Linked DNA regions of Homo sapiens: region 1 is linked to region 2. A link is a loop called in an ENCODE intact Hi-C map of the cell type or tissue named here. Cell type or tissue: HepG2. All regions are shown on one strand. Links, peaks and the distances in the headings refer to the core of each region. The heading gives the core; the rest is flanking DNA. Region 1 overlaps FMNL2 (formin like 2). Region 2 overlaps FMNL2 (formin like 2).

Region 1 (16,135 bases), core at 4,908-9,907, 76 kb before region 2:
AGAGCCTTTTCTTTAGAAGGTTGGGGCCAATTATGGGGGAAGAACTAGAAGAAATCAGTAATAAGAAGAAAAGGAAATGTTGGCCTGCTTTATCCCTCAGCCTCTGATCACAGCTCATATTAGTAAATAGTCACAGCCAACCTAAGGTGGTGACAAGTTTTCCCCAAGGACCTCCAGGCCATTATTCTCACCCCATTTACTTTGTCCAGCTGTTCCTCTGTCATCTCTCACCCAAGCACTGTGTCCAGGGGCATGCAACTTTACATTCAGACCAACCCTGATGTCCACGGTAGACTACATTAAGAGTTGACTCACTAGGCAACAGAAAAGACTTCCCATTCTCAAGCTCACCCAGAGTCCAGTGGTGGGAAGAGAAGAGAAGTTGGGTTGATTTTCTATCCTCCAGAATAATGCCAACTTCCTTTGTCCACTTTTAAGTCTTCTGCTCTACAAACACATGGTAACCTAGATGACTTCTCCCCTAAAATGAGCTGCCACAAACAAGAGCACATCATTTCTGTAAGACAACCTACACTCTTGCATACTGTTATTTTGCAATAGTTGAAACGCAGTGAATTGTAAGTGCTAATAAAATTATTCTCATATTCTTTTTCTGATCCTCTGCTTGATGGCACACAGCAATTTCCCTTTCCTTCATTAGTTAGTTCCAGGGCCTCCTGTCCTTGAATAAAGATTTAAGAATGTGCTCTTGTGATATAAAATTAAGTGGCCTACCATTTATTCAGCGCCTATTAGGTCCTGGATCAGTTCTGGGAAATGACAGATAGATAAATACCTCCTCATTTAATGCTAACAGCTCCATGAGGTAAGCGCTGCTAGTATAGAGCAGAGGCAGAACTCAAGCCCGGGTCTGCCTGACTCCAAAGTCCATGTCAATGCCTGCCATGCAACCTGAAAACTTCTTTTGAAGCCAGCTCTCAGGAAATGAATCCTGGAGCTTCTCCTGTATTATCCTACGCTGCAAAGCCAGCTCTCAGGAGATGGATCCTGGAGCTTCTCCTGTATTATCCTACACTGCAGGACTATCAGGGAGTACCTCCAATGTTGTCTTACTCATCTTTAAAATTTGTTAGAGTCCCAAGAAAGGCTACAGTTTAATTAACGGCCCCCTATGCCAATTCAACCTCAGAAGGAACATCCAAAGACTTGAGTTTATTTATAACAACTGACAGAAGGTCTACTTGCAATGGCAGGGAAGTCTATCCTCAGAATAAATTTGCCTTTCTCCAGGCTAAAGGTCACACAAGGTACAAATTTAGAGCTTTGGACGGCCATCTGCTGATGCATCTGGAAACAAAGGGAGGAGACAGGAAAGGAACGGGAGGCAGCCAAATCCCCTCAGATGTCTCACTAGGGTGTGTGTGTGCATGCATGTGTGTTTCCTGGTGCATCTTTAGAACAATACTGTAAATTAGGATGGGTGTATCAGACCTTAAGAAAACTGGCATGATTCTTTCACAATGCTTCCGCTCTGCTTTGAATTATTGCAAAATCAGAGAATGATTGAATCATGATGTCAAGCTTTCACATGCTCAATCCACACAGGCAATGCCAGAATGGGAGCAAAGTGGAAATGAAGACAGAATCATCTGAGACTGTTAAAAAAAAAAAGAAATGCAACCAACCACCAGTCCCCTATTTATGAGGAGAAAACACATATTCAGCCTGTGGGCCCATTTTTCTTTTACATAGATATTAGCCAAATACTGAAAACAATCACATAAACCACATTTCATAAAATTGTATGTGTATATACACATACACACAGATAACAGAGAGAGGAATAAAATATTTTCTCAAAAATCTTCAGAATCCTTCTCAAGATTTAAATTTTCAAATCTTTTTTTTTTTTTTTTTTTTAAAGATAGGGTTTCACTCTGTTGCCCAGACCAGGAGTGCAGTGGTGTGATCACAGCTCACTGCAGCCTTGACCTCTCTGGCTCAAGCAATTGTCCCAGCTCAGCCTCCCAAGAAGCTGGGACTACACGCATGTGCCACCATGTCTGTCTATTTTTTATTTTTTGTAGAGATGAGGTCTCCCTATGTTGCCCGGGCTGGTCTCCAACTCCTGGACTCAAGCAATCTTCCTGCCTCAGCCTCCCAAAGTGCTGGGATTACAGGCATGAGCCTCACACTGGGCTCAGATTTCATCTTTAAAACAGACACGCGGCACATTAATTTCTTCTATTTGGTCAAGGTACTCCAAGTTTTATGTAACAACACAAATTAGGGCACTTTAACATAAAAATGATATATTTGATGTTTTAGTGACTGCAATACAAAATCACAATGGTTTCAAAAACATGTTGCTATTTTTTCAGCAGCTAGAATGAAATGTGTTTCATCTCATAATGTGATCCATAAAGAAGTTAATCTTTTTCCATTTGCTGAAAAGCTGAGCCTTTTGGATTAACCATGTACATGCAACCAGTTGGTAAACAAAACACATTTTAAACTTTTGGTTACTAAGACATTGATAAATAATCCCAGATTAACTCAATTTCTCTGAAGTCTAATTTTCAAAGTTTTCACACCATTATCATAATTGAGCCTTATAATAAGCCTATGAGGGTAGGGATTATTTTCTCCATTTTTGGAGGAAGCAACAGAGAATTAATATTCAAGGAAGATGATTTAAAGCAGTGTTTCCTAAAGATAGTCTCTTTTTTCCTTTGTGTGAGAAAGAAAGTAACAATTGGCCTTAAAAAGAACCATTATTCTCAAGATCCCTGCAGAAAACAGCGAACAAAAAGTCAGCTGAGCATTTGGCCCCAAAAGTCATTCTGCCCCTTGTAAAGCAAAACACAATCATTCAAAACAGATGCAAGGCAATCTTGGAATTACATTTTTTAATGGTCCACTTTTAAACATCAATCAGCAAAAATAAAAAGGGGGGAGGGGAGGGCATAATTCCAGAATTTGCTGAAATAAACATATATATATATATATTTTCGAGACCAAGTCTCACTCTGTCACCCAGGCTGGAGTGCAGTGGCATGATCTTGGCTCACTGCAACCTCCACCTCCCGAGTTCAAGCAATTCTCGTGCCTCAGCCTCCCCAGTATCTGGGACTACAGGCACGTGCCACCATGCCCCGCTAATTTTTTGTATTTCAGTAGAGACGAGGTTTCACCATGTTGCCCAGAGTGGTCTCGAACTCCTGAGCTCAGGCAATCCGCCCACCTCGGCCTCCCAAAATGCTAGGATTACAGGCGTGAGCCACCGTGCATGGCCTGAAATAAATCTTTAATCAACCTTTAAAGAAAGAGATGAATGGAAGTGAAAGTAGGTATATAAACATTAACTTGCATTACAATGTTCACGTCTTCAACGTACCCCATAGGCCTGGGCTCTAAGGCATGCAGAAGGCCATTAGAAAATGATATTTCACTCATCTCCAATTAAATGAGTTAACACACCTTCAGCACAATGTTCATTTTGCCTATAACAGAACATTAATAAAGAGAAGAGAAAAGGTGAGTGTGCACACAAGGGCACGTTGGCAACCCACTGCTGTCTGTCAAGGAAGAGACAAAGGATAGCCTGGTCGCAAGTTCTAAAATGGACTAACGTGAGAACTCATTTCCAAAACTCAAGCACAGTACAGTCTCTTGACTTCCACATAGAAAATGAAAACCACTTTATTTTGCAAGTGAAGGGATAATTAGTCATAATTTGATAAAACCAGTATTATAAAAATTTCAATATAACCAACTGCTCAAAGCACACATCTGCTGCCACTGCTTTTTTTGTTTGTTGGTTTGTTTTTTGTTTTTAAGTTCAGGGGTACATGTGCAGGATGTGCAGGTTTGTTACGTAAGTAAACGACGTATGCCATGGTGGTTTGCTGCACCTATCAACCCATCACCTATGCCACATCTTTTAAAAATCCAAGATAGATGTGTAAATGCAATATATGCACAGAATTGTTGAGCTGAATAAGCAAGATGTCAGATTATTTATCCCAGCACCTTCATATTACAGAGAAGAAAACTACAGCACAGAAATTTCGACTGCTTAGTGTAACGTTCATGGCTCCCAGGCACAAAAGCAGGTCTTAGATCCCCATCATACTGTGTCAATTCAGACATATCTGAGAGCATCAATTTCTAAAAACTTAGAAATTAAAAAAGAAAGAGCATTTCCCCAAAATTGAAGACAAATTGAAGATAGATGCCACAGAAGTCTTAGAAGGGAAAAGAAAACAAAAAAAAAAAGACAAAAGAAGTGGGCTATCTAAGGGATCTGTCAGTAAATACCAACCACATTAATTCGGCAACAGTTCTTTACTGCAAGTCAGCAATAGCTGGCACATTGAAATACTAAGCTTTTAGCCTTTCTCTCTTTAAATTTCAGTAAAACCTCTATCGCTGAAATGGTGCTGAAAAGAAAAATGAATCGCTAGAGGCAGGAAGTTATTTCCAGTTCATGCTCCACTTCCCACAGCTAGACCCTTCACTAGGCTCTAGAAAAGGATCAAGAGTTTACACACAATGTAAGGCAGGGGCACCGGCCTAGAAAGGGACAGCTCTGCATGGACACATTTGGTCGGACACTGCGTGCTGTCTTCAGCTTTAACCATTTTCTTTCTTTTTTTTTTTTTTTTTTTGTTCCTCTAAGGCTTTTTTAAATTTCCAACTTCTATTTTAAGTTCAGGGGTACATGTGCAGGATGTGCAGGTTTGTTACGTAGGTAAACACGGTGATTTGCTGCACAGATCATCCCATCACCCAGGTATTAAGCCCAGCATCCATTAGCTATTCTTCCTGATGCTCTCCCTCCTCCCACCTGCCTCCTCCCTCCTCACACACAACAGGCCCCAGTGTGTGTTGCTCCCCACCATGCTCCCATGTGTTCTCATCATTTAGCTCCCACTTGTAAGTGAGAACATGCAAGCTTTAACTATTTTCATGCAGCAGTGTTAGATGAATCTCTAGACAGACCAGAAAAATGGCATCAGACATTAGACTAGACCTTGAGGTATATGACATATTATAACTAGAAACACTTTCTACCCCACCACTCGAACTATCTCTATCCAAAGTCACTAATGACTTATGACCAATAGCCACATCACAGAATTATAGAACACAATTAGTCAAAACACAGGGTTTGCTATAAATTCTTATTTCAAAATACTAGAAACTTCTCAACCTCCCTAGATATTCTATAGGGGTCTTTACAAAAAGAATAAAATGGTATCATTTCAGGAAGGTTTTTAAAAGAGAGTCCTTAAAAAGTTGGCTATCTACCATATATTTGATGCAGCAAAAGGAAAAAGGCTCTTAAATTATGCAATAAGCTAACCTAGAAGACATCAAGAAACTAAATGGAAAATATATTTACAAATGAGAAGAAAAATACTGCAGGCAACACAAAGAGCAATAACCCATATTTCTATGGCATTTTAAACTTTACATTAAACTATAATGGCTTACTACAGCTGCCCCTTTGTTTCCATGATAAATCTGTACATAAAATAATTGTAAATTGTGGTTTGCTTGCTTTTTGTCCCTCACTGCCATTAAACCACAGACATCTAGAAAAGAAGAAAGCACGGTTCTGATTTGCTTTTGTTTTGCAGGATAGAGCAAGAAGCCTTGCACACAGAAGTCACTTAAAACATTTTTGGAATGAATATGTTACCAATCAGCAAATATTTTTCAAGTTTGATAAAATGCAAAGTTGGCAAGAATGGGTTGAGACAGGTACTCTCATACACCACTGGTAATTTAAATAGGTGTTGCCTTTTACAAAGGGGGAATGTGGCAATTTGGCAGTGTGACAATATCCTTTAAAGACAATGGCAAAGTTTCCATTATATACTGTTAATTGAAAAAGGCAAGGTATAGCACAGTACACTGAATGTAATCCTATGTTGTATTGTTTTAAAGGTAGAGTATACTCTGCATATAGGGTGACCACGTGTGGCCAAGGGTATGTGCACTGCACAAACCCAGGGGGAGTCATTCCTACTATAATCTAAATACAATCCATATATCTAATCCCAGGGGCCCTGCTTGACTGCATACACGATTCTGGAAGGATTTATAAGAAGCTTCATAGAGGTTATCTCAAACGTTAATACTGGGGGATAGAATTTACATGAAGAGGAGGAAGTCTTGTCTTCCCATGTTCTACCCTTTTGAAATGTTTTCATTTCACATATTACCTTGAAAGTTTTAGTCTCATTTTTAAGAGAGATGTTATGTTGAAAAAAAAAGACAATAATGGAAATTAAAACAACAAAAAATGATTTCATTTTATTTATTTATTTTTTAAGAAGGAGTCTCACTCTATCGCCTAGGCTGGAGTGCAGTGGCATGATCTCAACTCACTGCAACCTGTCTCCAGGGTTCAAGCGATTCTCCTGCCTCAGCCTCTCGAGTAGCTGCGACTACAGGAGCACAACACTATGCCTGGCTAATTTTTTTATTTTTAGTAGAGACTGGGTTTCACCATGTTGGCCAGGCTGGTCTCGAACTCCTGACCTCAAGTGATCCACCCATCTCAGCCTCCCAAAGTGCTGGTATTGCAGGTGTGAGCCACCACACCCAGCCAAACAATGATTTTAAAGCATTAACTTCTCCTGCTTTTAAACTTCCCATCTGGTTTCCCTCTTTCCTGTAAGTTATCTTTTAGGACTCAGGGGTTACTAGCACTGATTTTCATTTTATGCTAGTTTGGGACCTAATCAGAATGATTTCCTGCTCCTAACCGTTCCAACATCAGAGTAGGAGAAACAAACCAGGTTGATACAATCCTCTCCTACGAGGAGTTGGAAGAGGATTTTGTAAAACAAAAACACTGACTCGCTATTACATGCCATGTGAGCCATGAGGTAGAGACCAACGGGCATGGCAGGAAGAGTATGGGCCACAAATGCTTGATTTTTTATGTATTTCTTTAGATGGATGAGTTGTGCTTAAAATTTACTTTTCTTACAAATACCTGTTAGGCTTCTTAGAGACCACTGCCTAATGCAAACAGGTGATAAGGCTAAACTTTAAATATATTTCCTTATGGTAATTCAAGTTGACAATAGGAATAGGCTATAAACAGCTTTTCTAAATACCAAGTACTGCATATATGCAAAACAGATTGTTGTTTTATATGCTTCTGTGTTTCTCAAAAAAAAAAAAATCTCAGTATCAGCTGCCCATCAGAATCATCTGGGGAGCTTTGAAAAAACATCAGTATCTGGGCCCCACCTCTGACTAATGAAGTCGAACCACTGTGTCTGCACTGATGATCAAAAGAAAGCATTTCACATCAAGTCTGAGTACGTATTCATCTTGTGACGTGACAAAGTGAGATGAATTTTCAAGAACTATACATACAAACAATGCTTGAGGCACTGAAAGTGCACTGCCACATGGCTCCTGCCTTTGGAACAAAACTCTAAGCAAGTGATAAAACATACTAAGGGCTATGGCAACCACAACCGAGGGGCCATTGTCTTATATCTCTACCGGCTGCTTGTCTAGGCTGCTACCAGTGCTTAAAAGGTCTTCTAAATACACAAGTACCCTGTCTGACTTACTCCTAATAACAGCTGTTATTCCTACAGCTATTCTGGAGAGCATTTCAGCCACAGACACACAAAAATAAATAGCCAATGACACACAGCTCAAGGTCCATTGTGGCCTAAAGAACCCTGAGCTTCTCTTCCTCACTCCCTTTCTCCCTGTCACCCATCTCCATTTACTCAGATGCCATAACACTTAAATATTTTTATATAACACAATGAGGTAGATGTTAAAACTTCTTCATCATCCTGGAAATGATTTATCCCTACCATAAATCTATCACAACGTATACCCAAAGGCTAACAGAGGAGATATTCAACCTACCAGGTCAGAGAATCCTCCACAGAAAATTGCTAAAAGGTCCTGCAACCCTCTCTGTGTATTCTGGCCAAAGTTAATACAGTTTGTTTCCTGAAGTGCTCATACCAGAGAGATGGGATGGGGGAAGTCGTTTGGAAACCGCCAAGAACTATTGATTAGAAACACATGGGAAACCACAAAGGCATTACACCTTGACTTCAATTAACCAAAGGAGGGTTCATATCTCTTTCCAATGTTATAGACAAGACATACTTAAAGCTCCGCTCAAGATGTGTTTGGGGCATGTTTCACAATAAAAATACCTGGTATAAACACGACTGTAGAACTTTAAGTGGTTCTGGCATATTAAGATATATGGCTGTTTTGTTAAAATACTTTTTTGATCATTAAAAAGCAGTATAATTAGAACAAGTATTAGAAGGACTACCAATCATTTATTTTTATTTTTGGTTTTTGTTTGAAAATTAAGCCAAAGATATTTAAGAACAGAATTGTCAGAAAAAGATTATGTAATAAACAAGTTTCTATAACTGCCATGTACAGAGATTTTACTAACATTTTTATCACACTGAACTGAGAATTCTGAAGTCCAATTTAGGATTAATCACCAGGACAGAATGGAGGGAAATTATAAGACCACTTGGCAGTTACTCCATCTCAAATAACTCTGTCTCCAATTCCTTTACTGAAATAGCACATAGCACTCTTACCTAGAAAGATCTCATAGACCCGTCTATAGCTTTATAATAAGGCCCATATTGGATTTTCAGGATGCGAAAGCACCAGAAAATTAACCCAGAAAACTGGACTGCTCCTTTCATCTAACTCTTTACAGGGGTTTGGAAAACTGACTTGACCATTCTTAGGTTTCAATGCCTACTTATGTAAAATAAGCAGGTTGATTTTGAAGGTTTGCTAAAGTTCCTTTCAGCTCCAAAAATTTCTTCCAGTTTACAACTAGAACAAAAATGATACATGAAGAGTTAAAAGTGAATTAACAACACAAACTCAGCGCCCTTGTATCAATGCCATCACTTGATCAAAATGTTCCTATGGGCAACTAATGTGTTATACCAGACATAGTGTTTCAAGCTTTGGCTTTTCCAATTTTTAATATATTCTAACAGTTTTGACAGAATACCCTGCATTCCACATACTCACTTTGATTCCCTCTTGAGCATCTTCTTGTGACCTTTGATAAGTTAAAAGGGTCTTGAACTGGATGAAAGTCTGCCAGAAGCAAATGGAGGGGCATAACTTGGTAGAATAAAAAGATGGTAGGCCCGGGCTAGGAGTGGTGGCTTATGCCTGTAATCCCAGCACTTTGGGAGGCCGAGATGGGCGAATCACAAGGTCAGGAGTTCGAGACCAGCCTGGCCAACATGGTGAAGCCCTGTCTCTGTTAAAAATATAAAAATTAGCCGCGCATGGTGGCGCACGCCTGTAATCCCAGCTATTCGGGAGGCTGAGGCAGGAGAATCACTTGAACCCAGGAGGTGGAGGTTGCAGTGAGCCAAGATCATGCCACTGCACTGCAGCCTGGGTGACAGAATGAGACTACATCTCAAAAAAAAAAAAAAGATGGTAGGCCCAAAAAACACAAGCAGCAAATCAATCAATTAATAAATCCCAAGTACATTACACATTAAGTATGAAGAGTCAAATTTTCCTCCCACCAAAACGCGCTAATCCGTTATATTTACTAAATACAAAGGTGGACAGACACCCAGCCCGGGTTCCTTCATGTGTACCACCGAATACTTCCACAAGGTTTTTGTGCCCTAAGGACAGGGGAATGCTAAACAAAAACTAGAGTGGTCATTTTCCCTTTGAGGCCGAGAGGGAATTACTATCATGGTTGCTATCTTCCAAATTCAGAGAAAGGTAATTTTTAGTGAACAGCTGAACTTAATGACTATACCAGCCTCATGAGCTTCCCTCCCCAGAATCCTAGCACACTAGGAGATCAAAAGGCCTTCCCCCTAAACAAAGAAAAGGTCCCAGGCTTCAAAATAGGCAAGGTTAATGGGCAGACCCACCAACTATAATACAACCATTTGCAAAAGAAGAGGAAGGAGGTGGGCTAAGGATATGGGGCAATGGGCCCAGTTCCTCCCACAGATCATTCCAGACCAGGCTTTTCAGACCTTCACCAAGGACCTTTTGACCAGAACACAGACACCCCCAACCCCCAACTCCCTCAGGTAAGGGACCTCAAAAGCACATCACTCTAGCTCTCTGAGGTCCAATATAGAAAGCAAAAGTCCATCAAAGCATGTTTTGCTCCCTATGATACCAAGGCAAAGAAGAGGAGGGTAAATGGACAGAGGAATCCTAGATTACTGACAAATGCCATGCAGACCACCAGGATGGATTTATCGGATCTTATTTTATTCTGTACTAAGGCATCTGAGACCCAGGGCTATCTGAAGCTCTGGCTGTTTCCTAGAAGGTACTGGCTTTTACTCTTCCTGATGCCTTCCATCCATCTAGTTAGCTACTGCTTCCCCCATTCTTTCTGGTCTCATCAGGTGCTTTAGAGTGCTTAGAATAACACGTTTTGATTCCCAACTCCATCATTACCAGCTCTGTGACACTGGCCAATCTATTTACCTTTTCTATGCTTCTGTTTCTCTATCTGTAAAATACAAATATTAAGAGTACCTTTCTCAAAGTGTGTCAAGAGGAATCAACGAATTCAATGAGTTAATCTTCACAAAGCACTTAGAACAGTGCCTGACATATGGTGAGTGCTATATTGTTTGATTAAAATTAAATAATATAACTGGATTGTTTTTAACACAAAAAATAAATGCTTCAGGGAAGATATCCCATTTTACATTATGTGATTATTACACATTCCATGCCTGTACCAAAACATCTCATGTACCCCATAAATATATATGCCTACTATGTACCCACAAAAATTAAAATAAAAAAATTTTACTTAAATAATTTTCAAAGATGATTTCTTCTTCTTCATAGCCAGCTAGAGAACCTAATAGCACATCAGAGAAGGGTACCTTAAAAGAGCAGTTTAAAACTGACACAACTGTTGCAAAGTTTCTTTTGGGGCAATGGAAGTATTTCCAAATTAGATTGTGGCAATGGTGGCACCACTCTGTAAATCTACTAAAAATCATTCAAGGCCGGTTGCGGTGGCTCACGCCTGTAATCCCAGTACTTTAGGAGCCTAGGCGGGTGAATTCCTTGAGCTCAGGAGTTCAAGACCAGCCTGGGAAACATGGCAAAATCAAGTCTCTACAAAAAATACAAAAATTAGCCGGGCGTGATGGTGCATGCCTGTAGTCCCAGCTCCTGGGGAGGCTGAGATAGGAGGATGGCTTGAGGTGAGCCCGGAGGCAGAAGATGCAGTGAGCCAAGATGGTGTCATTACACTTCAGCTTGGGTGACAGTGCAAGACCCTGTCTCCCAAGGAAAACTCCCCCACAAAAAAATCATTTCGGTCTATACTTTAAAATGAGTGAATTTTATGGCATTTAAAGTATACCTCAATAAAGCCATTAACAAAAAAAGAATGAGACAACCATTTATCCAATGAATCAACTATTAAGTCACAAAATCCAGGATGCCAATCTATTCCTGGTCCCCCTTCAGGCAACAGCATGACAATGATGATCACGGGGCATCATGAACATATGTGATCTCTTCACATTGGGCATCCGTGACTTAAAGAATGGGCAAAACACAGAACGAGGGAATCCCTAGGAGGCTTTCAGCTTCTGGGAAGAATGTTTCACATACCCACAAAACAATTTAAGCCCTTTGTAACTAAGAAAACATGCCTCAACAGGCAAGTACTTTCCCTGAACTTCTTAAGCCTATTCCCCTAAACATGGGAGGCAGCAGGTTTGACCTAAAGAGCTCAGGCCCTGTCAGATTTACAAAGGTGATTAGATGATTTCAAATTCAGCCTGCATGGCCTAAAACAGTTTATTTTGACCTATCCACACCGGTTTCCTCATCAATAAACCTACCTAGCTTGAAGGCATTACTTAGGATTGGAGATAATAAACGTAAAATACCTAATGTTTGACACAGGGTAGGCATCAAACACAGTAGTGCAGTAATAGCAATTACTTCATAGTTAAATATAAACATAATAAAATGCACAGTGAGAGATCATCATGCAAAATAAGGGAACCAAACCTTTTCTCTACACTTACGCAATTTCTATAACATCACTCCCTGGTCATATCTCTCTGAGTGCACATGACTCAGTACAAAGGAAATGAGCTCCCGGGTAGCCAGTAATCAGTAACAGGAAAGGCACTGCTGCCAACAGAATTGAATCATCTCACATTTCTCGAAGTTCCTAGGTGAATTCAGTGTCCTCTGAGAAGGCTTTGGAGAAAGCCACATGAGGAGGATTTTGGGAGGCAGAATATACAACTCTCTACTCTTAGTCATGTCTGTGCATTTCACATAGTAAGTAGCCACTCCTATATTTCCCCCTTTGCAGAGCCTGTGGATGGAGATTTACATCTCACAATTGCACTTGAGTTTCCCCAGAGAGGTTAGCACTGATTTGTTGTCCCAACACGGTTGCATGTTATTAATTGTCCAGAAACAGAATGATATGGCAATGGTGCTTAGGTTGTACCTGTAACCCTAACACTGCTGCAAATATAGTAGGATAATTAATTTGTGGTTGGTTCAAATACCTCACATTACCGGCTTTGGGATAAAACAAATTACTGCCCACAGTAAGCCATGAATTTATTTTTCAAAGACTTGAAGTCATTCATTCCACTGACTTCCTCAGAGCCAAAGATACTGACAGAAGTGTTGTACCCACTGACAAGAAAATGCCTAAAGGGGAAATGAGTTGTTAGGGTGGCGGGGCTGGGCAGGGCGTTGTTTCATTTCAGTTTTACCATTTTACCTACTAATAACAATGCTTACACAGTATTATGTGTTTCCAAAATGTCCCCACATACAAGATGCGTTGGACGGTACCCTACAATCCTTGCAGAAAGGCAAGCAACCAACGCCAGACATCTCAGGCGAATAACAGGCAAATCTGAGTCCGAAACCCAGTTCTTCCTACTCCTAGTCTTTCCTGTGCTCAATTTCATGATGCTTCTACAACTGGGATTCAGAGTGGAACTCAGTCAAGGTTTTTCCACCAGTAGGTTTGTAATAACTTACAAAGGTACCGTCACAGAAGGCACCCCCTGCAACCTCATAGTGGAGGATAAAGTCCCTCAGGTCCATTCAAATCACTTTTCTCTTTGCTTTAGTCTGCAGATCTCCACATTAATCAGTTGGGATGACCTGGGAGGCAGCTCAGTGCTGCATCTATCTGGCAATTTTTGGAATGAGATGTCGCTGGTCAGCTCCTTCCTGAAACAGAGATGAGCTCACCATTGATACCCAATGCCCCAGTGCTGAGTACCATCCTTGTCACTTCTGCCTTGTAAGATAAGCAACAATTCTCGGAGAAAGACCTTATTAAAGCCAGTACTTTCAGATCATACTCAGAAACCGATGCTTCTTTCCAAAAACTTCAGGTTCAAAAAGCAGTTACTAGGAAAGGGGTGTGACTTTTTTTCCTACTGGCATTTTAAGTAATATTCAGCTTGTACTCTTAAAAATCACGTTTACAAATGAAACTCTACAGAAAACACTTTTTAACTCAGTTCTACCAACAGTTCCATTTGGCTTACAGGCATTCTCTGTATATTCTGAAAGTTTCTATAATTTGTGGTGACCAAATTCGTCTTTTCACAAGGCATTCATTTCTGTGTCACTACTCTCTTTTAAATACTCTGGTGTTTACTAACCATACCCTGTAATCTCTGTTAATGGGGTAGTTCAAGATTCCTTTTCAAAGGCTTTTTGCTTTAATTACTGCTTTAGCCTTTTGGTAAAACTCGGCTTTTAGCAAACTGGCCTGCAGGGGACAAGTTTTTAAATTATTCTCAAGCTTTCCCTATCCCTTTCCAAGTTTTTCCAAACTACTTAAAAACCTCTCAGCCTTGAGGGAAGGATGATAAATTGGATGATTTTGCTGTCTCTGATGCCTGGCATTAGTCTTGGTTTAATCCATTTTTGTCTCACCAGAAACTTGCCTGTTACAATCGGAGTCTCTCCCATATTCTGCAGCTTCCAGCAAGTGTATTCCCTGATAAAGCTCCCCCAGAGTTCCAAAACAGGTCACAGGGAGCCCAACAGTCCTCCTGGGGTGGTCTCAGGGGCGCCTAGACACAGTTTTGCCCTGTGTTTCTCCTTTCTGTAGTGAAGCCCACATTTGGATTCTTGGTTCAAATGCTTTTCTTCAGAAAACTGGTAACTTCAGGATGGATCCCAGAAAAAAGCTATTAAAATTAGTCATTTTAGATCTCAAAAATAAATTAATTTACTCCTCCTGAGGCTTGGTACCCTTTGACCATCACGTTACCATTTCCCCCAGCCCCTGGTAACCACTCATCTACTTTCTGCCTCTATGAATTCGATTGTTTTGATCCCACATATGTAAGAACATGTGGTGTCTTTCTGTGTTTCGCTTACTTCACTTAGCATGTTTTCTAATTCCACTCATGTTGTCGCAAATGACAGAATTTCTTCCTTTTTTGAGGGCTATTCCACAGCATGGTAAATACAATAATAGCATACTGTACATTTCGATATCACTAGGAGAAAATCTCAAATGTTATAAAAAAGTTAAATATTTGAGGTGAATAGGTTAGGTAGCTTGATTTAATCATTCCACATTGAGTTCAAACATCATTACATCACTTTGTACCCCCTTAAGTATTTGCAACTATAATTTGTCCATATATAATAAAAAACAAAAAAAGTCCTTTGAAAGGCAAAAAGAGAACATGACAAAATATTAACTGATCAAGGATGAAAAATAAGTACACTCTGTTTAAACATAGTTTTAAAAAACCTATGCATAAGTACAAATCAAAACCACAATGAGATGCTGTTTCATACCCATCAGAATGACTATTATTAAAAAAAAAAAAAAAGGAAAAGACACATATCCTTTGCAAGCATATAAGGATATGGAGGGCTCGGAACCCTCGTGCATTGCTAGGGTGCAGCAGACACCGTGGAAACAGTATGATGCTTCCTCACAAAGCTAAACATAGAATTACCATATGATTCAGCAACTCCACTTCCAGTTACATACTCAAAAGTACTGAAAGCAGAAACTTAAACAGATACTTGTAACCAATGTTCATAGTAGCATTATGTAGAATAACCTAAAGGTAGAAACAACTCATATGTCCATCAATAGATGCATAGATAAACAAAATGAGGTTTCTATCCATGCAATGGAGTATTACTGTTCAGCCTTAAAAAAGAATGAAATTCTGACAAATGCTACAACAAGAATGAACCTTACCAACATTATACTAAGTGAAATCAACCAGACACAAAAGGACACAACTTCCCTGATTCCACTTATGAGTTACATTGAATAGGCATATTCATGGGGACTGAGAAGGAGAACAGTGGTTACCAGGGGAAGGGGTGGGGGGAATGAAGAGTTACTGTTTAATGGGTAGAGAGTTTCAGTTTGGGAACATGAAAAGTTCTGGACACAGACGGTGAAGATCATTGCACCACCAACAATACAAATGTACTTAATGCCACTGAACCGTATGCTTAAAAATGGCAAGGATGGTAAATTTTATCTTAACGTTTTACCACAGCAAAAAATAAAAATTAAAAACGTGGCCAAAAAATGAAATGAAAAAGAAAATCACCATGTAAATGCAATGGACTAAGGGGTAATTTTTCTATGTTTCAATTCTTCCAAAAGAGCTGCTATAATTTTTAAAAATTAATGCATTTGCTGGGTGCAGTGGCTTATGCCTGTAATCCTAGCAGTTTGGGAGTCTAAGGCAGGCAGATTATCTGAGCTCAGGAGTTCGAGACCACCCTGGGCAACATGGTGAAACCCCATCTCTACTAAAATACAAAAAATTAGCCAGGCATGGTGGCAAGCACCTGTAGTCCCACCTACTCGGGAGGCTGAGGCATGAGAATTGCTTAAACCCAGAAGGCAGAGGTTCAATCAGCGAGATCAGTGAGCCGAGATCATGACACTGCACTCCAGCCTGGGCAAACAGAGCAAGACTCTGTCTCAAAAGAAAAAATAATAATAATAAAAATAATGCATTTACTCACACACTCACTGGTGCACAAATAAATAGGCAGGGCAGGTCAAAAATAACAGTCTGGGTTCAGTGGGAAATTTAGCTCTAACAATATGAGGCACAGAGGA
Region 2 (16,135 bases), core at 5,391-10,390:
GTGACATAGACAAGGATTTTGATTGTAACGTTACTTGTAATAACCTCATATGTCCATCAATATGACAAGAGATAGTTGACTCCCATTATTTGCAGTAGTTATTGTATTCATCAGGGTTCTCTAAAGGAACAGAACTAATAGGATATATGTATACATGAAGGAAGTTTATTCACAGAATTTTTTTTTTTTTTGAGATGCAGTCTTGCTCTGTCACCCAGGCACAATCTCGGCTTACTGCAACCTCCACCTTGCAGGTTCAAGCAATTCTTCTGCCTCAGCCTCCCAAGTAGCTGGGACTACAGGTGTGCACCACCATGCCCAGCTAATTTTTGTACTTTTAGTAGACAGGGGTTTTTCACCATGTTGGCCAGGGTGGTCTCAAACTCCTGACCTCAGGTGATCCACCCGCCTCAGCCTCCCAAAGTGCTGGGATTACAGGTGTGAGCCACCACGCCTGGCCTTATTAGCAGAATTGACTCACAGGATCACAAGGTGAAGTCCAACAATAGGCCATCTGCAAACTGAGGAGCAAGGAAGCCAGTCCCAGTCCCAAAACCTCTAAAGTAGGGAAGCTGATAGTGCAGGCCTCAGTCTGTGGCCAAATGCCCGAGAGCCCCTGGCAAATCACTGGTGTAAATCTAAGAGTCCAAAAGCTGAAGAACTTGGAGTCTGATGTTCGAGGGCAGGAAGCATTGGGCACAAGAGAAAGATGAAGGCTGGCAGACTCGGCAGACTCAGCAGACTCAGTGAATCAGCTCTTCCATCTTCTTCTGTCTGCTTTATTCTAGCCACACTGGCAGCTGATTGGATGGTGCCCACCCAGATTGAGGGTGGATCTGCCTCTCCCAGTTGACTGACTCAAATGTTAATCTCCTTTGGCAGCACCCTCACAGACTCACCTAGAAACAACACTTTGCATCCTTCAATCCAATCAAGTTGACACTCGATATTAACCATCACAGTTATGGTCTATAAAGTCACCATGGACACTGAATTATTGACCATTGAACCATTAGTTCTAGCGGAAATACACGGTTAGGCTCCCCAGAGCCTCTGGTTGCAACATTTTTGTCAACTGATCAATACATAAAACTGTGCTATGTATGTTTCTTATTTATTTTTATATATTAAACTGATTTAATATATAGTTATACATTAAACTGATTTAATATTTATCGTTATACATTAAACTGATTTAATATTTATCGTTATACATTAAACTGATTTAATATTTATCGTTATACATTAAACTGATTTAATATTTATCGTTATACATTAAACTGATTTAATATTTATCGTTATACATTAAACTGATTTAATATTTATCGTTATACATTAAACTGATTTAATATTTATCGTTATACATTAAACTGATTTAATATTTATCGTTATACATTAAACTGATTTAATATTTATCGTTATACATTAAACTGATTTAATATTTATCGTTATACATTAAACTGATTTAATATTTATCGTGATACATTAAACTGATTTAATATTTATCGTGATACATTAAACTGATTTAATATTTATCGTGATACATTAAACTGATTTAATATTTATCGTGATACATTAAACTGATTTAATATTTATCGTGATACATTAAACTGATTTAATATTTATCGTGATACATTAAACTGATTTAATATTTATCGTGATACATTAAACTGATGTAATATTTATCGTGATACATTAAACTGATGTAATATTTATCGTGATACATTAAACTTATGTAATATTTATCGTGATATATTAAACTTATGTAATATTTATCGTGATATATTAAACTTATGTAATATTTATCATTATATATTAAACTTATTTAATATTTATCGTTATATATTAAACTTATTTAATATTTATCGTTATATATATTACTTAATATATATTATTGATTCATTAACACTGAACTCACAGCCTCACAGCCAACAGCTCTCTAAATTCATGCATGAAAGAAGCTTACCAATATACATATCTTCTCCATAAGGCACATCTCAGCCTTCCTGCACTTAGTTAACACTGGACAGCACTTCAGCATTATGCTTGAAGTCTGTTTTAAATAGCAAAATCACCAAAAAAAAAAAAGCACAAAAGTGCAAAAAGTGTGGCACTAAATAGAAAGCAAAAAGGATACACGTGTACAGTATGCATGCTGAAACAAAAAAGCAGAGTCACCTTGTTCAACCTCAGCTGAGAATCTGCACATCTGGTGACAAATTTTTCACCACTTTGTGGTCTGTGAGTGACCATAAAAGCACTGTATTAACTTTGGGGTTACAGATACATTTTTATCAAATAGGCAAATTTGCAAATCCAGAATTCACATATAATGAGGATCAACTGTAATTTATGGCACATTTATTCAATGAACATAATTCAAAAATTAAATGACCTCTAGCCAGGCTGGGTGTGGTGGCTCACGCCTGTAATCCCAGCACTTTGGGAGGCTGAGGTGGGTGGATCACTTGAGGTCAGGAGTTCGAGACCAGCCTCACCAACATGGTGAAACCCTGTCTACACAAAAATACAAAAACATTAGCCAGGCGTGGTGGCGCACACCTGTAATCCCAGCTACTCGGAAGGCTGAGACAGAATTGCTTGAACCCAGGAGGCAGAGGTTGCCATGTGCCATTGCACTCCAGCCTGGGTGACAGAGCGAGACTTCATCTCAAAAAAATAAACAAAATAAAATAAATGACCTAAAGCCACATGCATCAACATAAATACTTCTCAAATCAAATGTATAAAGATTCAAAAGTACATATGGATTATAGTGCCATTTCTATAAATTCAGAAGCAAACTATAAGTTATTTTTAACAAGAGTGCATAGGAATGAGATGTGCCAATTCGGGGTAATTTTCCTCTGTAGCGGGAGAAAGGAAGTCAGGAGAGAACGAGCTTGGACTGTGTCTGTAACATTTTATTTATTTGGGTATGTATTCTAACCTAGTATTCTGTAATGCTGGGACTATTTTGTTAAGAATATGTCCATTAGAACTACCACTCAGTAGTGAAATACACGTGCTACAGAGCAACATGTTGTAGAAAATAAAACTACTCCCTGAAATTACAGCACATCATAGAGCAGTGCTGGAAATCATTTAACAGCGTGATGGACTATGACTATGACAAGGGTCTGTTTGCACAGAAGGAAAGAAGGCCTGTACAAAAGAGAGATGAAAAGGAGAGGGACAAAGGGTCAGATTTTCATTTCTAGATGCACCCTGCATATCTGCTGCTCCTTTGAACTTCATGGGAGTTTCTTCCCAGAAGGACTACATGCAGCACAGAGAACCACCCAAAAGCAAGCTTAGTCACTGGGACATGAGAAAAACCTAAAGCCCTAAAAAAATTACTCCTAAAGCAGGGGACAAGGTTTGGGAAGGAAAGCTCCTGAATGGAAACCAAGACAAGACGAATAGTTTCTACTGCCAAAGACCGGGGATGACCCATCAAGGTCTTATTTTCAATGGAATAAAGCAGTGGTTTTCTTGGGGCAATGAAAAAGATATCATCTAACTCCCAATTTTGTTTCTGCTCAAGAAAAAATAAATGTTTGTGATGCTGTTAGGTTTCATTTATAATTCTCCTCTTTGTTCACTTTTGGCAGTTACCATCATGAGCATTAGAGTAACGTCTAGCACCCCGCCAAAAATACCAGCATTGTGATTGATGTGTGATTCAAAAAAGCTGTCAAAAGGAATACTCCAAAAGAAATGAGTCACATGGCTAGGCCAGGCATGCTATTATTTTTGTACCATATTATAATCCTTTTCATCTGGACCTTCTTAGAGTTGGCTTATTACTTCCTTTCATGCTATTCTAAGCTGACTAAAGGCTACAATAAACGGCATAAGAAGCCTGACAGAATGGGTTCATACCTTCATTACTAAAATACAAAAATTAAGGCTATTTGATATGGAAATAGGGCACCAAGAAAAACATGCACACAGCTTCCGCCCATGCAATTTAAGAACCCTTAAGGGTCTGAGAACACAGAGAATTTTATCTCAGACTAGTCTGACAGTGCTATCAAATATTCTTTTATCTCACCAACTTAAAAAAGTAGATTGCCACTACAAAAATTTAGGGCAAAAGTGATATTTATCAGCTGAGAGAAAAATGAGCAATTTTCCTCACCAGATAGTAAGAAAGATGTGTGCATCTTTAGAAAATTCTAGGCTCTCATTTCTGGATGGTGGTGTGTTTTTATTTGATTTGGGACTAGCCTTTGTTTCATAAGCTTAGCTCTGTCTGACTCAGCAAGATCACGTAGGACGCAACCCAAACAGATTAATATAGAACCTTCTGGAAAAAATAACGCAGGGGTTTACTGGGGAATGTAATCTGTAATGTCTTCTTTCTGTGCCTCCTAGATCAAGTCAGATGGCACCGTATTCTTGATTTAAAACAATGCATCTTTTATTGAACAATGCTGTTAATCAAACAGAAAACCATCTATATACAAGTTACACAATTTTTTTTTTTGCCACTACTGGAATTCAGAATAATTCCAAATGACTCCATCCATTCCAGGATGGAGCTGGAGCCAAACAAAACTTCAACAGCAGTTTCTTCAAGGCTCAAATGGTCACAACTTCAATGTATTTTCTCATTGTGAACAAGCTGCTCAGTGGTCACAGCACCATATGTAGCATGGCAGTTGTCTGTTCCAATTATGAAAACACTAGCACTTCCATTAGGCTCTGAAATGGAATAGCCCAATGCCCTGAAACACCTGGGTCTCTTTTTCTAGAAAGAACAAAATATACAAGAGTCAACATAAATCCAAGTGGGGCTGCATGCATGGACCAGAACTTTGAAAACACTGATGTATCACAGAAGGTCAGTAGGTACAATCTTATGGCAAGAGTAGCAAATACAAGCCACCATTAGTTCAATTCTGGGCGTTCTGGGGGCCCTGCTTCACTTGTTCTTCACATTTGAGGTTGATGATGATTTAACTAAAGTTACCTGTAAAATATACTAGAATCCAGTTAAAGTCCACAGCTTGGACCCTAAAGCCAGTGCTTTAATAAAGTCAAATTTTAAAAGAGTACAAAATAATCAGAACAACCACTTCTTGTGAGGTGCTTACCTGACTGCCACAACTTGACTGTACTAAGCAATATCACTTAATATCCATAACAAGTCAAAAAGGTAGCTCTTGAGCTCATGACGGATGTGGCTACCAAGGCTTAGAAAGGTCAATCAATTAGTAAGCAGCAAAATCCTGATTCAAACTCAGGTTTAGTCCAAAGTCCAAGATCATAAACAAGCTTTGTTAAATAGACTTTGCAGAAAAGACTGTGGGCTTTCTAACAAAGTGAGTATAGGGACATATACTTACTTTCTGATGCTTGCAACCTAGAGAAGTAAGGCTTAGAGTCGACTGCCTTTGGGGTAGATTCTCTTACCACCTAAAAGGCTGATCCTGGTATTAATACTTTTTACCAGATTCTTCCAAGTTGTTTGCACAGATATACCTAGACACACACTCAAATCTCTAAGCATTCAGGCACAGAGCAGAATTCATGCAATTATGTATTATAACCTTCAGCCAAAGTAAGTTGTCTAGATTTATCAGCTTAATCTAAAATATTAGAAACTTCAACTTTAATATGTCCTTCTATAGCACATTATAAACATAACACATATATGTATGATAAATGCCTTTAAATATCCTATAATCTTCATTCTCTTACCTCCAGTATCTCATCTACTAGGCAGTTAACTACTCAAAGGCAAAAGGGAAAATAAAATTCACCTTTGTGTCCCAGCATCTCAAGAGGCCTTGCTTGGTACACTCAAGCAAAACATTGGTTAAATAGAAATAAGATCACATGGCATTTGTTTTTTTAAAAATAAGCAATCTCCAACACAAGGCCTACTAACACAATATAATAATGGTTGTTCTTCTCACATGGAAGTCCAAGTCTATGGGTTATCACTGAGGGCTGAGCAAAGGCTTACCACACAGCCTTCAAGCTGTAACAACACAGCCATTTTACTAGGGGCATTTAAAAAAACAAAGGTTCAGAGACAGTTGTCTGAAAGAGAGCCTTCAGAAAGCCTTCAGAGGACAACTGTTACTAGAAAAAAAAAAAAAAGATTTGATCACAAGCTTATTTGGCCTTTACTATTTCAATAGTGAACAGTGGCTTTATTCATCCAGTTCTCATTTTATCTGTAATTTTTCTGAAGGATATGTAGTTACTGTTGGTTCTGGGTATATAACAAAATGAACACAGACTGAAAAGATGATGAGCTTGCCATCACAAGGCTGTCAATTTACTTTGAAACATTTATATTTATTCTACATATAGCTTATATTTACATAATATTTTTGCATTGGGAGTCAAAACAGAATGTTAGGAGCACGGCTTTTGAGTCGAGAAATTTGATTTTCAGCTTTATTACCTACTAGAAATATGTGTTCTCAGGTAAGATTTTTAACTTCCCTAATCCTGAGTTTCTCATATATGAGACAGGGATATACCTACCTTTCAGGTTTCCTGAGCTACCATTCATGTTTACTGAAACGATTAAAGAAATACACAAGTGACCTATATTGTATTATTACTGAACATGCATGAAATCCACATTTAAACCCACATTAGGGCTACCTTAAAATCCTCACAATAAACAAAGCCACTAATATGTATTTAAAGACTTATTCTGATATCGAATTGTGTAAACCTACTGGCAAGCAGGAAGATACCAAAATTCCCACCCATCCTCCAGTCACTGCTAGAGGTCTGAGAGTTCTAAGTCAGAATTGCCCACTTTTCTTTTGTGGCTTCTCTTTTAATCATGCTTAAAGGTTCTCAAACTTTAACACGCATAAGAATTGCTTTCTAGGAGCTCATCATCACTAGTCATTAGAGAAATGCAAATCAAAACCACGATGAGATACCACCTCATGCCAGTTAGAATGGTGATTATTAAAGTCAGGAAACAACAGGTGCTGGTGAGGCTGTGGAGAAATAGGAATGCTTTTACACTGTTGGTGGGAGTGTAAATTAGTTCCACCATTGTGGAAGACAGTGTGGTGATTCCTCCAGGATCTAGAACCAGAAATACCATTTGACCCAGCAATCCCATTATGGGTATATACCCAAAAGATTATAAATTATTCTACTATAAAGACACATGCACACGTATGTCTACTGCAACACTATTTACAATAGCAAAGACTTGGAACCAACCCAAATGCCCATCAATGATAGACTGGATAAAGAAAATGTGGCACATATACACCATGGAATACTATGCAGCCATAAAAAAGGATGAGTTCATGGCCTTTGCAGGGACATGGATGAAGCTGAAAACCATCATTCTCAGCAAACTAACACAGGAACAGAAAACCAAATGCCACAAGTTCTCACTCATAAGTGGGGGTTGAACAATGAGAACACATGGACACCGGGAGGGGAACGTCACACAATGGAACCTGCTGGGATTGGTGGGAAAGGGGAGGGAGAGCATTAGGACAAATACCTAACGTATGCAGGGCTTAAAACCTAGATGACAGGTTGATAGGTACAGCAAACCATGGCATGTATACCTATGTAACAAACCTGCACGTTCTGCACATGTATCTCAGAACTTAAAGTAAAATTTAAAAGAAATAATAATTGCTTTCTAGGGTTGTTTCACTACAGAATTGAACATGTACTTTCATGGGCAACTTCAGGTATTTTTGGGATAATTTTAACTATACACAACTTTCACTTTATTTTTATCTTAAGAATTGCACCTCTTTATAAAATTCTTTTTGAGAAAGAGTCTCACTCTGTTACCCAGGCTGGAGTGCAGTGGTGTGATCTCAGCTCACTGCAGCCTCCGCCTCCCAGGTTCAAGCGATTCTCCTGCCTCAGCCTCCCAAGTAGCTGGGACTACAAGTGCGCGCCACCATACCCGGCCGATTTTTGTATTTATAATAGAGACAGGGCTTCACCGTGTTGGCCAGGTGGGTCTCGAAGTCCTGACCTCAAGTGATCTGCCCACCTCGGCCTCTCAAAGTGATGGGATTACAGGCGTGAGCCACCGTGCCCAGCCTTCTTTGTAAAATTCTTGTATGCCCCTTAAAATACAATAATTTTGTAAAGGAAATATAAAAAAGAAAAAGAGGGAAAGAATCTGAGCTACAAGCTAGTAGCAAGTTAACAGCAATAAAGTAATTCTCTTCCGTAATACCTTGCCTGTCCCAGGTCAACCTATAGCTTCAAGCAGACAAAGAAAGCCATTCTAAGTACTGGCCTTCAGAGTGCCTGCATTTAGGGCACAGCTCACACTGATCAAACAGTCCATTCTCAAACAGTCTGTCCCATGGGTCTAGAACAATGGCAATTCTGAAATACTCATTTCTTTGAAAATCACCTGAATTTAACAAGAGGCAGAACTCTGACTACACAAAACCACCTATAAGAAATGGCTCTGTTACCGACAACAGAGTGAGGGGACAGACTCCTGAGCCTCCACCTTGAGGCTGTCCCATGGGCAAGGTCTGAAGCTGTCTGGGCTGAGTATATCCCATATGCTGTGGAATGACCCTTCACTTGCTCCAGGGTCCCTGGAAACTGCTCCTGAACCAGCAAACGGAGAAACAAATCGTACTCTGGCTACTCCTCCCTCCCGAGGGCTCTTACCTGATCACACTAGCTGCCTGCTCCTCCTCACTCAGACCTTATCGGGATGACACCACTTCACATATCCCATTTTATTCTCCTCATGGCACTTTCCACCATCTAAACGCTCCATTTCTGTACCTGTGCATCCCCTTCAGGTCTGGCTTCCCCCTCTACGCCCTCCCATTAAAATGTAAATTCCTTGGGAGCAGACGTTCAATCGATCCCACCTCAGTACAGCATCCTCCAGTGCCTACAACACTGCCTGGCACACAGTAAACGCTCAAGAAATATTTTTTGGACTGTCTGAATAAAGCATATAAGCACCAAAGGAGCAAAAATGCACAATGTAGAATGAAAAGTGCAGCCCAGCAGTGGTTGGGACTGAGCTAGAATCTCACCTACTTCCTATTCCAAGGAAACATTTTCTGAACACTCAGAATTCAGAAAAGGCACCTTCCCTCCAAACCCTTAGCATATCTACATCTACACTGATTATGAAGCTCTCTGGGTTGCTTATTGTTGCTTGTTTCCCCAGCTACATCCTGAGTCCCTTGAGATTAAGGTCAGATTTTGCAGCATATAACACAAGTTGGACTCATTCAAAGCAGCTATTGTATGAAATAATGAGTTTAGTACAGAGGGTATGTGAAGAACGAACAAGAAGCATACATTTAATGACATCTTAGAGCTAACTCAGAAAACATAATAGTGTAGTGCAGTAGAAAGAAGCAGGCTGTCTCAGGCAGGCCTGGATTCAAACTCTGCCCCCAGGATTGGGTAGTGGCCACGTTAACACCCTCAGCCCATTGTCTCATTAGTAAAAGGAAGACAATACCTCCCTGGAAAAGTTGTCATGAGCATCAACGATAATGCATATAAAGCACCTAACAGAACTCGAGAGAATTCATAAACATCATTAGTTTACAGTGGAATGCACCCCGGAGTTTTAGTATGAAGACCTAGGACTGGATCACAAACTTCACCACCTTCTTATATAACTTCAAGCCATCCAGTCTCATGCCCTATTTGTCTCATTTATTTAAAACCCTTAGAAGTGGCCGGGCGCGGTGGCTCACGCCTGTAATCCCAGCACTTTGGGAGGCCGAGGCGGGTGGATCATGAGGTCAGGAGATCGAGACCATCCTGGCTAACAAGGTGAAACCCCGTCTCTACTAAAAAATACAAAAAATTAGCCGGGCGCGGTGGCGGGCACCTGTAGTCCCAGCTACTGGGGAGGCTGAGGCAGGAGAATGGCGTGAACCCGGGAAGCGGAGCTTGCAGTGAGCCGAGATTGTGCCACTGCAGTCCACAGTCCGGCCTGGGCGACAGAGCGAGACTCCGTCTCAAAAAAAAAAAAAAAAAAAAAAAAAAACCCTTAGAAGCACAGAAGACAATTGGAGAGCACTCTGCAAACAGCAAAGCACTAACATGCCAAAACAAAGAACGCTGCCCATTTAAACTTACCTCACTCCAACAAAAAAGAAAATATAAACTGCCCTCCTCCTCTTCTGCTAATTCACAAGGAGTCAGGGAAGCATGATGCCAACTTGTTGTCTCTGAATGTTTCGTATTCTTGGACACCTACCACAGTCAAGTGATAAGGGGAATACCAAGATGAATAAGAATCTATGACCAAGTGTCATTTCAACACAAAGGCAAGTTATGTGCAATTAATAGTCAGCCTAGTGTGGTCAGTTAAATAGGTATCCAGAGCAGCCACTCCAATTCCCAGTCCTCTTTCAGTGGGCACCGTTCCCTTATCAAGTCAGCAATCATTTGCTGGGACCCTTCCCAAGGCTAAGCCAAGTAAAAGCTGTCAGACCCCGTAAGACATGATCCTTGCCTTTCAGGAGCCCACAGTGTGAACTGGCAGGTGAAACAAAGACACAAACAAATGGCTAAGAATGTAATGAGCAACTACAAAGCTACATATGAAAGCATCTCCCTATTTTACAATCAGAAGTTATACAAAGTGATATTTAATCAAGTGCCTCATGAGTAAGAGATAATTCATACCACAAAGCGATCAAAGTAAGGAGAGTTGTTTTTCTCATCACCCCCATGCTGACGTGGGTCTGTAAGGACCCTCGGAAAAAGTGGGACTGTAGAAAACTTTGAAGGCTGGTATAGTTTCAGTAAGCAGAGAAGCGAAGAGAGCCCATCCTATGCAGGGGAATCACCGGGGGAAAAAAATACGAAGGAGAGAAAGCACAGGCCTAATCTGGGGACAGGGATTAAAAAACGAAAAAGAAAAAAAAAAAACTTCCAAGTTAGGGACTTGTAAAGAAACAGAAGAGGAGATGGGTCTGGCCAAGTCGTAGCTGGCTTCAGGAAGAAGGCTGTGAGGGATACAGGAGTTACAAAGCAGAGAAAAGAAGAGAGACCAACAAACGTGGCCATGAGCCCCTCAAATTTTATCTATTAATAATGTCTGGAATAACACAATAGGGCTGTGATGGGAAATTGAACCAGAACATGAAATTCACAGTCTTATACCTTTTAATATTTCAAGAGTCATCAAGAAAGATAACAAAAGCTAAAGGTCAGAACTTACACTTGAGAAGGAGCACATAAATTTTGTACCTACATATCCGTAATTCCAAGTATTAATGCCCAAAATTTCAAATGCTCATTTTCTCTGTGGCCATCCCTCCCCATTCATGCTTTACTTTGGGAACACAAATCAAAATATCCTCTTCTCAGTATTATGAAAAGCAGGGATACTATACACACAAACAAAAATACCATTAAGGTGATCAATGATGATATAACTAAAAGCAACAAGAAAATGCTGCAGTGTCAATATTTCCTAATGCTCAGGCCTACTTGGACTAGGAATGCTCTCAAAGGAAGTGGTGGAAACCTCATGGTTAGAGTCACTTGGAGTCAGACCACAAGGCACAATCCTGTGGCCTACTCTCTTCCACATGAAGTGTGACCGCTGAGAAAGTAAGTTCAGGTGAGCAATAACTGTGGCTGGGAGACCAGAAGCCAAGTCTCACCACTCCTGAAGAACAAGAGGGAGGGAGGGATTCTGATTCCTGATCTGGGAGTTGGTTGCAACTGTGTCTGGTTTGTGAAAAAAAAATTTTTTTTTTTTGAGACGGAATATCGCCCTGTCACCCAGACTGGAGTGCTGTGGCAGGATCTCGGCTCACTGCAACCTCCGCTTCCCAGGTTCAAGCGATTCTCCTGCCTCAGCCTCCCAAGTAGCTGGGACTACAGGTGTGTGCCACTATGCCCAGCTAATTTTTTGTATCTTTAGTAGATACGGGGTTTCACCATGTTGGCCAGGCTGGTCTCGAACTCCTGACCTCGTGATCTGCCCACCTCGGCCTCCCAAAGTGCTGGGATTATAGGCATGAGCCATGGCACCCAGTCTGAGCCACCGTGCCTGGCCATGAAAAGATTTTTTTAAAAGAGGATCAGGTAATATCATTCTAAAAAATGACCAAGAAAGAATTTTTAAATTTCTCCATTATCATTAGAAACATCAGAGGAAATCAATCGTGGAACTTTTTTTGTTGTTAGAGATAGGGTATCTTACTTTGTCACCCAGGCCGTAGTACAGTGGCATGATTACAGCTCACTTCAGCCTCGAACTGCTGGGCTCAAGCAATTCTCCCACCTCAGCCTCCCAAGTAGCTAGGACTACAGGGAGTGTGCCACTAAGCCAGTTTTTTTGTGTGTGGTTTCTTTTTTTAATTTTCACAGGCACAGGATCTTGCTGTTGCCCAGGCTGGTCTCAAACTCCAGGCCTCAAGCAGTTCTCCCACCTCAGCCTCCCAAAGCACTGGAATTACAGATGTGAGCCACCACACCCTGCCAGAACTTCTGATAATTACTGGTGAAATAATAAAAGTATAGGCCAGGTGCAGTGGCTCACACCTGTAATCCCAGCACTTTGGGAGGCTGGGGTGGGCGGATCACCTGAGGTTGGGAGTTCAAGAGCAGCTTGGGCAACATGATGAAACCCCGTCTCTACTACAAATACAAAAATTAGCCGGGCACAGAGGCATGCACCTGTAATCCCAGCCACTCTGGAGGCTGAGGCAGGAGAATCGCTTGAACCCAGGAGGTGGAGGTTGCAGTGAGCCAAGATTGTGCCACTGCACTCCAGCGTGGGCAACAGAGTGAGACTCCATCTAAAAAGAAGAAAAAGAAAAAAAAAACTATAGGTGTTTAATGTTAAAGACTTGTTTAATTAAATGAGAAATGAGACCTGGTAAATTCACAAATGATCTGGAGATTTCTAAGCCAAACAATGCTTTCCAAAAAGTGGACCCTGAGAACCAAACCAAACATTCTGCTATAAAAGGCCACTGGAGGGTGTAAACACTGGCAAGAGGAAGGGCTGCACAAGCCCAGGAGGCCACAGAGTTCTAAATGGCTTCTCCAGGTTCGCATCTGGATGGCCAAATTAGTTGGTGTAGAGTGACTTTATGGTAAGGCCCTGGGAATCCAAGTTTATGGCATCCTGGTCCCAAAACATTTGGCTTCCTAGGTTCACCAGGCAGAAGTCCTTGGGAATAAAGAACCCTGATTAGTCAAGATACTCCATTGTCACCAAAGAGAAAATTTCTTTGGAAGAACAACAAAGGTGACCATATCAGGGAATGAAAGGGCCAGAACTGAACCTAACAAAGCTATTCACCCAATTCACTGCCTTTGCATTTTAGGTTCTCTAGCTTTCACAAATAAGACATTTAGCAGTACTGAACTCACTGGGCAAAACTGAGTGTTGCCATGGTGCAAATCTGATCATGACATATCCAACTTCTCCTGCTATTAGTTATCATAATGCTTCCTTCTATGCCAATAAAAAAAAGAATGTTATTCCTTTTTTATTCAATTTATTCAATGAGGGCAGATGAGACTATTTTCAATCTTTCTGCCACTGTAAAATTGTCATCTTCTTTACCTTCCCCACCAAAATAAAACTATTATTATCCTTTACTATTCCCATTTAAATCCATACCCTCTCTTGCCCTGTTCCCTATTATTAGAAAGTTTTATCTAGTCATAAATCAACTACCTACAGTTCCTTATAAGATTGATTTATATTTCTAAATCAAAATGAAACAATAATTGCTACTATCCTCTCAGTTCCAGAAAACCACATATGCTGTCCTCAAACCCCAAACCACAAATGCTAAAAATTATGAATAAGAGGAATGTCTATTTGCTTACATTATAATGAATAAAGAAATAACTAGAGTCTTGCATTGAGAACAATCAGCTCATTCTTGACCTAGCATCCTATTTATCTTTCTATTCTCAAGGCTAATTGCTTATATAAGCATGCCAATTTGCCTTGATTATAGGATTCTTAATAAATGAATGTTGTTTACATTTCACAAGTATATTTGAATTTCACTACAGGAAGCCAAGCTCATCAAGTCTTTGTAAATGGTAAAACCAGAGATCAAAGCAAAAGGGCTGCATTGAACCAACAAACAATTAGGCTACAGAATGGAGGCCTAAGCAAAAATGCAATTGATTTATTGATTGTTCTACTCCAGAAGTATACTTCTGGGTCATTGCTTAATCTTACACCATATGTATAGAATTTTCTCACAAATTTTCATTATGATAATTTGGTGGTCATTTCTTAAATAGTTAAATAAAGTCTCTCTACCATTCAACAGGATTTATCCTTTTCTTCTGTATTTTTTCATCTTGTTGCTTTTAGTTGAATCAAATATCTTTCATTTTTTTAACTCTTCTCAACCTTCTCAATTTTGCCTAATCTATCCAAAATTTTGTTTAACTTCTTAAACAATCCCTTTTCTATTACACTCATTATCTTGTTTTCTGCTGGTTTTAACTCATAGGCAAATTGGCTTGGTCTTTGGGGTAGGAAGAAAAAGGGGGAAAACATCTAGCACAGTGGCTGTCAACCTTGGCTGCACATTCAAACCTTCTAGGGAGCTTTTAAAAATCCTGATGCCCAGGTCACATTCCAGACAAATTTATCAGAATTTCTGGGAGTGGAACCCAGGCATTTGTGGGTTTCTGTTTTTGTTTTTGTTTTTGTTTTAGAGATAGTCTTGCTCTGTTGCCCAGACTAGAGTGCAGTGGCATGATCATAGCTCACTGCAACCTCAAACTTCTGGGCTCAAGCAATCCTCCTGCCTCAGCCTCCCAGGTAAGCTGTGACTACAGGCATGCACCACCACATCTGCTAATTTTCATTAGTAGTAGAAATGAGGTCTCCCTATGTTGCTCCACACTGGTCTAGGACTCCTGGCCTCAAGTGATCCTCCTGTCTTGGCCTCCCAAAGTGCTGGGATTACAGGCGTGAGCCACTGTACCTGGCCCACTTGTACTTTCTGAGGATCGCCAAGTGATGTCAATGCACAACCAAGTTTGAGAACCACTACTTTAACTTACCAATACCCTTATTCTAGCTTAAATAAGGTGTTCTGCCAAACTTCCACGGAGAGAAAAAAAACAAGGAAGGGAAGTCAGGTTCCTGAGCAAACCCTCAACCAAGACAGGTCTTGAGACTAGTGAGATGTGTTATTTAAAAGCACCATCAGTCACACGTTAGTGTCCCAGCACCAGGCACATGGTCAAAAATGTGAACTATTTAAGCCGGGTGTGGTGGCTTATGCCTGTAATCCCAGCACTTTGAGATGTCAAGACTGGTGGATCACTTGAGGTCAGGAGTTCAAGACCAGCCTGGCCAATGTGGTGAAACCTTGTCTCTACTAAAAGTACAAAAACTAGCTGGGTGTGGTGGTGCGTGCCTGTAATCCCAGCTACTCAGGAGGCTGAGGCAGGAGGATCGCTTGAACCCAGGAGGCAGAGGTTGCAGTGAGCTGAGATCACGCCACTGTACGCCAGCCCAGATGACAGAAGGAGAATCCATCTCAAAACAAAAAAATATGAACTATTTGATATTTGACATCATTCCCAAAACCAAGCCATGGGCATCTTCTATGCACAGAAGTCAGTCAAGTGAGATTACTTCTGGGGATAGCAGGGTCTAAACACCTCAAGGCTTTCAGCTTCTGTGGCAATGGTTACAGGGGCTTACAAATGCATCAGAACTTCTGCAAAGAAAAAAGGAGACTAAGGTTACATGTGAAATGAGAGTCACCAAAGTCAATTACAGGCTAAACAAGAACACTGAAGATCATGGAATCACAGAAACTATATGAAGTTTGTCCTAGAAACTATACAAGACTAGAAATCATAGAGAGTTTGTGATAATTGCCTACCAGTGAACACTGATGGTCATGTTTTTCTGTTTGTTTTTTCAGAGAGTGAAAAGAATGTACATTTTTATCTGTCAACATCAAATACCATCATACCTGGTAAATAGGGCTGAATGTTGCCCAATTTCAGAATTCCAAGCCCGTCTGGTCCACATCTCCGGGCCTTGGTTGAGATCACAGTTCAAGAGGCAGCTCTCCAACCTAACAGCTCTTCCCTTAGACATTGCTTCCAAATTATATGCTATCAGTTGGAAACTGCATAGTCCTTGGCATTT

The links. A loop is a pair of places that touch in the nucleus more often than their neighbours do. Peaks named below come from ENCODE experiments on the same cell type or tissue, not always from the same donor. Only the 100,000 strongest peaks of a DNase experiment are listed, where the experiment ranks them.
Region 1: a loop joins it to region 2, with 2.6 times the contacts of the local background. A loop is called at or near these places in 5 of 110 quality-filtered maps.

What each region holds. Positions count from the first base shown.
Region 1 is chr2:152,417,712-152,433,846 of GRCh38, reverse strand. All of the region lies in intron 1 of FMNL2 (formin like 2), which reads right to left. Among named protein-coding and RNA genes, the nearest start is that of FMNL2, 91 kb to the right of the region's middle. RefSeq lists enhancers at 8,722-9,447, 9,448-10,174. In HepG2, for the core only: no CTCF peak of the experiment used is centred there; DNase peaks (open chromatin) are centred at 7,646 and 7,956; H3K4me3 peaks cover 771 bases.
Region 2 is chr2:152,342,693-152,358,827 of GRCh38, reverse strand. All of the region lies in intron 1 of FMNL2 (formin like 2), which reads right to left. Among named protein-coding and RNA genes, the nearest start is that of FMNL2, 16 kb to the right of the region's middle. In HepG2, for the core only: no CTCF peak of the experiment used is centred there; a DNase peak (open chromatin) is centred at 8,297; H3K4me3 peaks cover 670 bases.